2 separate regions of the Homo sapiens genome follow, and region 2 is linked to region 1. Evidence: read pairs that join two places in POLR2A ChIA-PET (ENCODE). Cell type or tissue: GM12878. All regions are shown on one strand. Each heading gives the region's core, and the rest is flanking DNA. Links, peaks and the distances in the headings are about the cores only.

Region 1 (5,328 bases), core at 607-4,606:
TGCAGCTCTCTCTTCAATACTGATTTCCTTTCTTTTGGCTATATACTCAGCAATGGGATGAGTTATATTACTATCTCCATTTTGTAAAGGAGAAAACTTCCACACAGAGAGATTAAGTTACTTGCCCAAGGCCTCGTAGCTACCAAGTGACAGAACCAATGGAGTAGAACTCAGACCCACACATTTAACTATCATACCACACTGCTTCCAAACTATCATCGTACTTTGCTGGTTACTTCAGAGGTTAGCCAAAACAAAGGATAAGCTGCAGTTATCCAAAGAGCTTACTTATATAGAATACTCCCCTCTTCACTAATGCTGGAAAAATGAGGTTTCACTTCAATGTAATTTTAAGCACATCTGATTTCAGGGCCTGGGCTTGCAAAATACATTATTTACTATGAAAATATGACATTTTGATTAAGAGTTGTTAAACATTAAAATGTTTTTATTGTAAAATAAATCATTAACTAGTAATGACATTTCCATTAACTACAGAGAAAAAAATACAAGCTCTTTATGCATCATTAGGAACAAAACTTTAGATCCCCATCTGTGCCAATATCAGTTCTGTACTTTCAAAACTGTCTTTGAAACATTGACCTGACAGTACATAGGTGTCTCAACCCAAACAGGTCATCCAAATCCAGTGCACCACCCCCATGCCCATCAGCTGCCTCCCATGCTCCCCATCTCAGAGAATGGCACCAGTGGCCCCCAGGCACCCAAGCTGGTAGTTAATCCAGGCCCATTTCTTGCCACATCCAGTCACAGAACATTCTAGAATCCCATTCTAACCTTACTGCCCCTGCTTCTGCTCAGACCCTTACCATCTCTCCCCTAAACTATTCCAGAAACCTCCTGACTGACTCCCAGTTTTCATCATTTCCAGCTCAGCACTGCTGCCAAAGTAATCTTTCTAAAACAAAATCTGATTATGTTACTTCCCTGTTTAGAATCTTTGTCTTCAGGATAAAGTGTAAAATCCTTCCTAGAACATACAAGGCTCTTTATTATCTGGCCTCCAACTACCTTCCCTGCTTCATCTGAGGTCGCGCCCCTACACATCTCACATGAGGCAAACAGAGCAACTTGGAACTTCCCAAACAGTGCTGCTCTGTCTGCCCAGAATGCAATTCTCTCATTTGCTCCTACTCATTTTTTTAGACCAGCTCAAAACTCAGACTTCATCAAGCTTTTCTCGGGGCTTCCCTTGCTTTTTGTACCTCTCTATTCTAACACTTATTCAACATGGCAAAATTATTTGTTTGTATGTCTGTCTTTAGATGACAAGGAATCTTCTAGCATCCTGCAACTTATTCATCTCTGTATTTCGTTTGTTGAATGAAATAATGTCTCAGGATTTAAGCAAGAATATCCAAACTGCTCTTGATAAATGCCCATTGTGTGAGTCAAAGGAAGCATACAGGCCAAATCCCGTTTCCATAAATGTCTTCTCATTGATAATCTTTATACATGGAAACTACTTGTTACATTTGTGTGCCTACATAAAGTCACAACCAACACAATGAAACATTTTTAAAAGATACATTAGACCACCAACTAACCAACCTGCTGAATATTTCTAGATATTCAAGCTATTTCATTCCACTCCATTTAAGTGGTCTTTAACTTTTTGTGGGTCACAGGCCAATTTTGGTAGTGTTTGTCTATCATTTCTTAAACCCACACTCACTTTTGATAACAATAAAAATCCCACATACCCGTGGAGACTCCTAAACCCTCCAAAGGGCACAAACCGCAACTCCGCTCAAAATAAAACATAACTTTGTATGTGGTAGGAATTCACAAGTTCATGAGAGATGTAATACATCAGCTAAGATACTACTGAGCTTTGCTCTCAGGTAGTTCATATTATTAAAACAGGCGTTTTCCTTCTCAATGTTTATATTGTATCAAATATAAACACTGTAACATTAAATATGCTCTTTCAAACTGCATACATCACAAAGTTTTTATTGGGAAGATGAAGCTGGAGAGGCAGTGACATCTGTCTCCCCAACCTTATGGTGGGGAATCTTATGATAGAAATTTGCCAGAAACAAATGAAAAACACAAATGGGAAAAAATATCCTGTCTCCTGGCATATAACCCCCAATGATCACTTATTTAAATGAAGGGAGTTCTTTTAAATGCTGCTGGCATGGCATTTTCCTACTTCTCCTACAACCCCACTTTTAAATAATTTAAACTTATAGCTAGCAGCAGCTTCTTTTTAAACTAATGTGTTTTGTCCCTGCAAAGACAAAGGGTTAAATTAAAGAACAGCTGGCTGCCTGCCATTGGCTGGGTGGGGAACGGTTGGGTGAGGGTAGAGAATAGAGTAGGAGGAAAAACCAGTTAGAAGAATAAGTGCTAATTTCTTACCCTGCCACATGGCCATCTTGATCCTATCTTCACCCACGCTGGGGTCACAGGCTGAGTTTCCCAGAGCCTCTCAGTTTTGTAGGGAGACTTGATAGAAAGGCAGCTATGTGGCCCTGTTTTCTCCAAGGGGCTAAAGCCCCAAACCTGAAAATGTAAACAGAAAAATGAATACCTAAAAGAAACTATACACTTCAAATGCTTGAAAATTATCTCCTGCTCCTCTCTGAACCTCTCTTTCAAAGATATGCAGGCATGGGTAGTGTCAAGTTTCCCTCTAAGCAGCAAGGTATCTCTGAAGAGAGAGAGATCTGGAGTGAGTTAATGTTGCCACTCAGTGCTATACATTTCTGCATGAATCATTAGAGCTTCAGTAAATGAGGTCTGAGTCTCAGTTGATGAGTTGCTGGATGAAATCACCGTTAAGCACCTTTCCTACCTTGAAGTTTCATGCTTTGGAGACTGAAGAGCAACATTAATATCCAGTGCCCTAACCAACCCCCAAAATACCCAACTTTACATTTAAAAATCAGTAGAAGGAGAGGAAAGTTTATGAATAAAGTTTGGAAACAGATCTTGTATAGGGGAAAAAAAAGGAAGCGGAATAAAAAGTGAAGAGTGATGATACCCTTTGAGTAGTAGTTCTCTCTCCTTGTGTCATTATACTTTCCCACCCTTTGCAAATTTCCTATAGTGAGCGTATATTGCTTTTATAATCAGGGGGAAAATGAACCAAAGAAGAAGAAAAATGTAAAAATGGAATACCAGTTTAAAGAAAACCAAATTAATTCAGCTAATTCCTGTTGTTAAAACTTCAAATCCAGTCCTAGGACAATATTTGCAAAGATATTAAAGGAGTTAGGGGCCGGGTGCGGTGTAATCCCAGCACTTTGGGAGGCCGAAGCAGGCGGATCACCTGAGGTCAGTTCGAGACCAGCCTGGCCAACATGGTGAAACCCCGTCTCTACTAAAAATACAAAAATTAGCCAGGTATGGCGGTGCACTATAATTACAAGTGACGCCTGTAATCCCAGCTACTCGGAAGGCTGAGGCAGGAGAATCGCTTGAACCCGGGAGGGAGGCGGAGGTTGCAGTGAGCCAAGATTGTGCCACTGCACTCCAGCCTGGGCGACAGAACGAGAGCCGGCTCAAACCAAAAAAAAAAAAAAAAATAGGAGCTAGGAATGGGAGAAAAAATGAGAGGTCTGACGACTTAGTTTGACTTAGAGGCTTAACACTCTGCTTGCCCATTTAAACAAGATCTCAGTTAATAAACTGGTCTTCCCTACTTAGCATACAAGCCAATCTGTTTTTTCTAAAAGTCTTCACCTTTTTGACCTGGTGAACATCAAAGTAGATTGTTATTTCCATATCTTTTATACAACCAACACCTCCACCTCCTAAGTGAAAGTGCTAAAGCACAAACACTGAAGGCTAATACTAGCTTGAGAATCGTGTTGGCCTTCTTTAATGACAAAAGGGTTAATGTGTACACCAGTCCCAAAACACCAACAGAGAAAAGACAGTGCTTTGGACAAGGAAAAGTTCGCGAAGTCCAAGAAAACTAGGAACTCACAAACTCCTAGGGTGAATTCAGCAGGAAAAAGCGCTCCGATGACTTCTCTGAGACCTGGGACAGTCTGTTTTGATTTGCCTTTTTTCTTCTCCTATTTCGCGTGCAGTTAAGAAGTAATGATCATCGTCCCGTGGGACTAGGCGAAATTTAACATCCCTGAAGTTAAACCCGAGCAGTTGCTAATAAATGTATGAAGTTTATGTAAAGTTGATTCGTGCTGGTTTTTTATGCTCCAAACTTCTAGATTTCCCTCACTTACTCGGGGCAGCTTCCACTGACGTTATCGCACGGGCACAGGTACAACTTCACTGGGAACTCCAGGCAACTGATTTGCTCTGAAATGTTAATCAAAGGAAACGTGCGTCAATGTAAAGGCAAAGCTTTTCCCGTGTGGATCAAGGCGCTCAAGAGCAAGGCTCGAAAGTCTGGAGAGAACCAGCTACGCGCGTTAAGTGGCAAAAGGAAAACAGCGCAGCAACTACTTTTCCGAGAGTTTCTCCACTTTGCTAAGACCCATACAAAACCAGCGGCAAGTCCAGAGCCGGAGGGAGAAGAGCCGGGCCTCGGCTGAGCTTTGCCAGCCTAAGTCACCCTACCCCAGTCCGGGAAAGGGGACGCAGGCGGCTAAACACTCCGATTCAAAAGCGGGGCGGGCTTGGCGCCGCTCCGCAAGGAAACTTCGCTCGGGCAACCCAGGGACCATAACTCGGAGAACAGGGCTGGGCTCCCGGGAAGACGCCGCTCAGCACTGGCTGGAACTAGCCTGTCTACCTCCTCTAAGCGCCGGGCTGCCAACGCCGGGCGCGGGGAAGCCCCATCTCCGGGGGTCCAAGCCAGCGGGATTGCGCTTCCCCTGTGTCGCTGCGCTTAGGGGGTGCTCCGGGGGTGGGCCGGGGGCCAGCGGCCCGCCAAGGACCTGTTGGGGAAGGGACAGCCCGTTTGCCTTTACCTGTCGCCGAGGTCCGGAGCGGCGGAGCCCGTGTCCGCCGCCGGTGGGCAGCGCGCTCGGTCGGCTCTGGCGTCCAGGACACCAAGTTGAGTGAGCGCCCCACGTAGCCGGCAGAGCTTCATTCACACAGCCCAGCCGGGGAGGAGGGGGAGCGAAGCGGGCGCGCGGCTCATGTGACAGGGCGCCTCGCGAGTATCGGCTCAGCCCAGCCAGCGTCTGCGCGTGCGCGCCACGCCGAGCTCACACCCGGCACCTCTACCCAGCCGAGATGAGGGGAGGCCCGCCGGGGAGGAGCTGCCAGGAGGAGTTTCAACTTGCGCAGCCGCAGTACGTCGGCCCCGCTCGCTGCCATATTTAATGAGGACTGGGCGGGCGGGTCCTATCCCAGTGCTGGGCGTGTCAGTTGCCTTTGAAAACG
Region 2 (4,845 bases), core at 16-4,015, 1.9 Mb before region 1:
TATGAACACAAAGTGGTAAGAGCAGCGAGAGAGATAATCAAATATCCTGTAGGATAGCACACAATGCACCAGCAATCAACAAACTGAGGATGAGGTGAATATGGAGATAGTGATATGTCTTCCTAAAGAGGCTGACAAGTCGCCTAAATGGTAGCAAGAAGCTAGCCAGGAGGAAGAGAATATGAGAAATTAATGTGAATGGATCAGGTTATTTGAGTATGCAGAGCGTTGAATTAATGCTATGCAGAAAAGTGACCACTAGGGGAATGGGAAGGTGGCCGCGGGTTAGGAAACAGAGTGAACAAATGCAAAGACTATGACATAAATCCTGTTTTCCCATTAATATCTGCATAGTGTGTGCCCTCAGTTCCTTCAGGTTCCTGCTCAAATATCACCTTACCAGTGAAGCCTTCCTGCCCATCCTATCTAAAATAGTAGAACCCGTCCACATTACAACCTATTACATATTTATTTCTTTTTTTGTTTTTTTCTTTTTTATTTCTTCATGTATTTTTTTGTTTCGTTCATTTAACACCAGTGCCACTTGCCAATATATATTGTTTATATATTAAGTTATTGTCTGTCTCCCAGCTATAGTTTAAAAGACTTTGTTTTTGTTATCCACTGTTGTATCTCCAGTGCTGAGAACACTGTCTGGCAAATAAAAATTATTCAATAAAAAATTATTGAATGAATGGATGGATGCACAGTGGGTTGAAACAAGTGTGATATTTAAATGCTGTGTAATAATGATTTGAATAGAGTATAAAGAGACATCAGCAATACTCTTTCCTAAGTGTTTTGGTGTCACAAAAGCTCTGCCTCATTGTTTATTCTTAAATAAAAACTATACATGGCCTAGAAAAGATAATCACCCCTTAGTCTGGCAAGCATAACACACAGGAAGGAGTCCACTGCTTATTCAAAGAGAACTTTGGTTAAATTCCTCGTTAGATCCTGATAGAGCCTGGAAAACTCTGATTCTCAGCATAAATTTAATGATCATTTCGGTACTGTGATTATTATTTAATAACTAATGTTCTCACAAGATAAATTTGACATGGTAACAAATGTAATAGAAAAGTACATTTCACATTGCAACAAATAGATTGTGTAATACTTGCAAAGCTCTCAGAAAAAGTCTTCGTCTGCAAAATGTCAGCTTGCTGTTTAATGTTGCTATCAGAGACCAGAAAAGAAATTGCATAATAAACTCAACTCATATAAAGTAATAAATTTGTGACTGGATGCCATTCCTGTCAACCATTTCACTGCTAAGAGAAGTTTTACAGGGGATGGGAAAGCTTACGCTGAAGCTGAAACCAGGTTACAGGTATAATCCACTATGTTTGCCCCCCAAAATCTGAGGATTCAATTCTATGGCAACATAAAAAAATAAATGCAATGTGTAGAAGACTGAAACCTGTGCAATAGTATCTAAATGATGTGTAATTTTGTTTAGAGTTAAAAAAAAAAAAAAAAAAGAACATCATTTGGACAAGTGCCTATGCCTCTTAGGGCTCTAAGGTTTCTGCTTCTTTGCTTATACTTTAAAAGAACCAAAAAAAAAAAAAAAAAAAAGCCTTGACCTTGAAGTCACACCTACTGTTGCAAAGTACGTAATTTACTGGTCTCCGCGGGAGGGGAACAGGAAAGACCAAAGGCCAGCAGGGGGAGTAAAACAGAGGGTAGGAAGGGGCTCGCAAAGAGTCGCAGGTTAACAGGATGGGGGGCAGAAGGCGGAGGTGAGAGGTAGGAGGTAGGAGTGACCTGTGGTAGAGGGAATGACGCTGGCTCAGACCAGAGAAGAGGATACGGGATAAAGAGGAGAGGTGAAGCATGACCAGGAGTCAAGCGGTTAAAGGGACCACCAGAGTGAGGAGGTGAGGCAGGAGCGGGCCCCCCATCTCCGGAGGAGAAGGGAGGAGATAGCGAGGCGATCAGAACCACAGGCGTCAGAAGCATCCTTCATACAACGCACGCGGGGATGAATTCTCCTTTCCACCCCACGTTGAGGCACAAAAGGAGGTTTCCCTGGAGTGTATGGGGATTTATTTGTGAGAATTACCAAGTCCCCTTCTTTACACTCACCTTGACGAAGAAGGCAGCAACGATGGCGTGACCGGAAGTGCTGTCCTCTTTTGTTTGGCGGAAGCTTTAGCTTCTGCAGCCGCTACCCCCTCCTTCACTTCAGGCAACTTCCTGTGCCTCTCTAGCAAGCTCTGCAATGCTCTATCTCATTGACTCCCTCCCTAGATCAACACCTACGTTGTGATGTAAACCGGCAGGGAGAGAGAATCACTAACTTTTTACAAATCCTAATTCTTGTCGTGCCAGGAGCTGCAGTATCTCTGCCAAATCCCTCATGTACAATTCGCCACCTCTCCTTGTTGATTCGCCTTAGAAATATCTCCCTTCATCTTAGTCCCTTAACTCAGGCCTCATTTTCTCTGTCTTGGATGTCTACAGTTACATATTTACCAAACTGATTTACTGTTTTCTGGCACACCACTTTTAAAAAGTTCATTTGTATTAGCGGTATACTTCAATTTCAAGCTTTTTACAAAAATCTTCAATCTAAATCATTTTTGCTTTGAGATCGTATCCAGAGTTACATACCATATTCAAATATCCAAAGAATAAACGTGGACTCATTTAGAAAGCATTCTTGCATTATTTTACATACTCCCCAAGAAAAGGAAGAAAATGAAAACTGAAAAAAAATGTTTCAATAATAAAAATCCGTACTCTGGTTAAATACTTTCAGAACAAGTTTAGAACTGAATTATTTATTGCCACTACCTCCAGAAAGTTCTCCTGGCCCCCAAATCTGCGCCACAATTCTCACCACAGGGGAGGATCTCTTGTGGTTATTTTTAGTCAGTCCACAAGTATATACTGAGCACCTACCATGTCCCAAATACTATGCTACACCCAGAGACACTACACTAGGATCCCAGAGCCTAGAGCTAAAGATGACATTTAAACACTTAAGAGCCTAGCATAAAATACGTGTTTATCAATGTTTGTTAAATGAATAAATGACCAAAATGTGGTCAGAGCAAAGAAGGAAACTAGCAATAAGGTCGGTCCTTAGTTTTGCTGGTACTTTTACAATTTATTTCAACAATTTGACTCACGTTCCCCACTAAGCACTGCTTTAGCTGCATCCCACCAATCTTTATATTTTGTATTTTGATATTTTTGTATATTGATTCTAATTTAGTGCAAAATGATCTCTAATTTTACCTTTGTAGTTCCTCCTTTTTTTTTTTTTTTTGAGACAGGGTTTCACTCTGTTGTCCAGGCTGGAGTGCAGTGGCATGATAATAGTTCACTATAACCTCAAACTCCTAAGCTCAAGTGATCCTCCTGCTTCAGTCTCCCGAGTAGCTAGACTACAGAAGCACACCACCATGTCCAGCTAATCTTTTTTTATTTTTTGTAGAGATGGGGTCTTGCTTTGTTACCTAGGCTGGTCTTGAACTCTTGGGCTCAAGCAATTCTCCTGCCTCAGCCTCCCAAAGTGCCGGGATTACAGGCATGAGCCACTGTCTCCAGTGTGTACTTCCTCTTTGACCCATGGGTTCTTTAGAAATGCATGTTTAATTTCCAAGTATTTGGAGATTTTCCTGTTATTTTCCACTATTGTTTTTTTAATTCCATTATGATCAGCAAACTTACAATATATGATTTCAGTTCTTTTACATTTGTTAAATTTTGTCTTATGACTGAAGATATGGTCAATTTGGTGAATGTTCCATGTACACTTGAAAAGAATGTGAATATGCATTCTCCTGTTGTTGAGTGAAATGCTCTATAAATATCAGCTAGAGATAATTGATAATATTCAGTTATTCTGTATCCTTGGTTATTTACTATGTAAAATATTATATTAATTATTGAGAGAGGAGTGTTTATGTCCCTGATTATATTTGTGAATTTGTCTATTTGTTCTTTCAGCCTCTGAGATTTTGCTTTATATATGAGGGGTCTTCAAACTGTTCATGGAAATACATATTATAAAAAAAACTATGCCTGGATTTCAAAAATTTTTTGCACCAAAATAAACACTAACATGTCCGAACAGGATCTAGCTTGAAGCGCTATGAAGGATAGGACATCAGTTTGAACAGAGCGCCTGTGAGAGTAACATGAATTCTGCTACAATTGAAACAAGAAAAACCTCATATTTATGGTGAAGCTGGGTGGATGCATGGTGAAATCATTGATGTTTTATGAAAAGTTTACAGAGACAATGCCCAAAGAAATCAGCAGTTTATATATTTTTTTGTAGTTTTAGTAGAGATGGGGTTTCACCACATTGGCCAGGCTGTTCTCAAACTCCAAGCTTCAAGTGATCTTCCTGACTTAGCCTCCCAAAGTGCTGGGATTACGGGTGCACACATGTAATCCCAGCTACTCAGGAGGGTGAGGCACAAGAATCACTTGAACCCAGGAGGCAGAGGGTGCAGTGAGCCAAGATTGTGCCACTGCACTCCAGCCTGAGCAACAGAGAAAGACTCTCAACAAAAAAAAGAAAGAAAGAAAGAAAGAAAGAAAGAAAGAAAGAAAGAAAGAAAGAAAAAAGAAAAGAAAATTTAAAAAATGAAATCAGCAGTTTACAAATGGATAACCTGTTTTAAGAAGGGATGAAGGCCAGGTGTGGTGGCTCACATCTATAATCCCAGCACTTTGATAGGCCAAGGAGGGAAGATTGCTTGAACCTAGAAGTTTGAGACTAGCCTAGGCAACATAGTGAGACGCCATCTCTACAAAAAATTTTAAAACTAGCCAGGTGTGTTGGTGTGCACCTCTAATCCCAGCTACCCAGGAGGCTGAGGT

Evidence for each region. ChIA-PET counts read pairs that join two places held together with the same protein. Peaks named below come from ENCODE experiments on the same cell type or tissue, not always from the same donor. Only the 100,000 strongest peaks of a DNase experiment are listed, where the experiment ranks them.
Region 2: POLR2A ChIA-PET joins it to region 1 with 6 read pairs; 1 of 35 experiments calls an interaction of 5 or more read pairs at or near these places.

The regions. Positions count from the first base shown.
Region 1 is chrX:49,922,375-49,927,702 of GRCh38, reverse strand. It overlaps CLCN5 (chloride voltage-gated channel 5), which reads right to left and starts at 5,107. Exons shown (of 15, transcript NM_001127898.4): 1 at 4,911-5,107; 2 at 4,221-4,296; 3 at 2,389-2,532. The coding sequence starts at 2,404. RefSeq lists a silencer at 4,796-4,845. In GM12878, for the core only: no CTCF peak of the experiment used is centred there; no DNase peak of the experiment used is centred there; H3K4me3 peaks cover 843 bases; H3K27ac peaks cover 115 bases.
Region 2 is chrX:51,800,364-51,805,208 of GRCh38, reverse strand. It overlaps a transcript of MAGED1 not described here. Among named protein-coding and RNA genes, the nearest start is that of GSPT2, 59 kb to the right of the region's middle. In GM12878, for the core only: a CTCF peak has its summit at 1,671 (motif pointing right); DNase peaks (open chromatin) are centred at 1,788, 2,088 and 2,446; H3K4me3 peaks cover 1,567 bases; H3K27ac peaks cover 570 bases.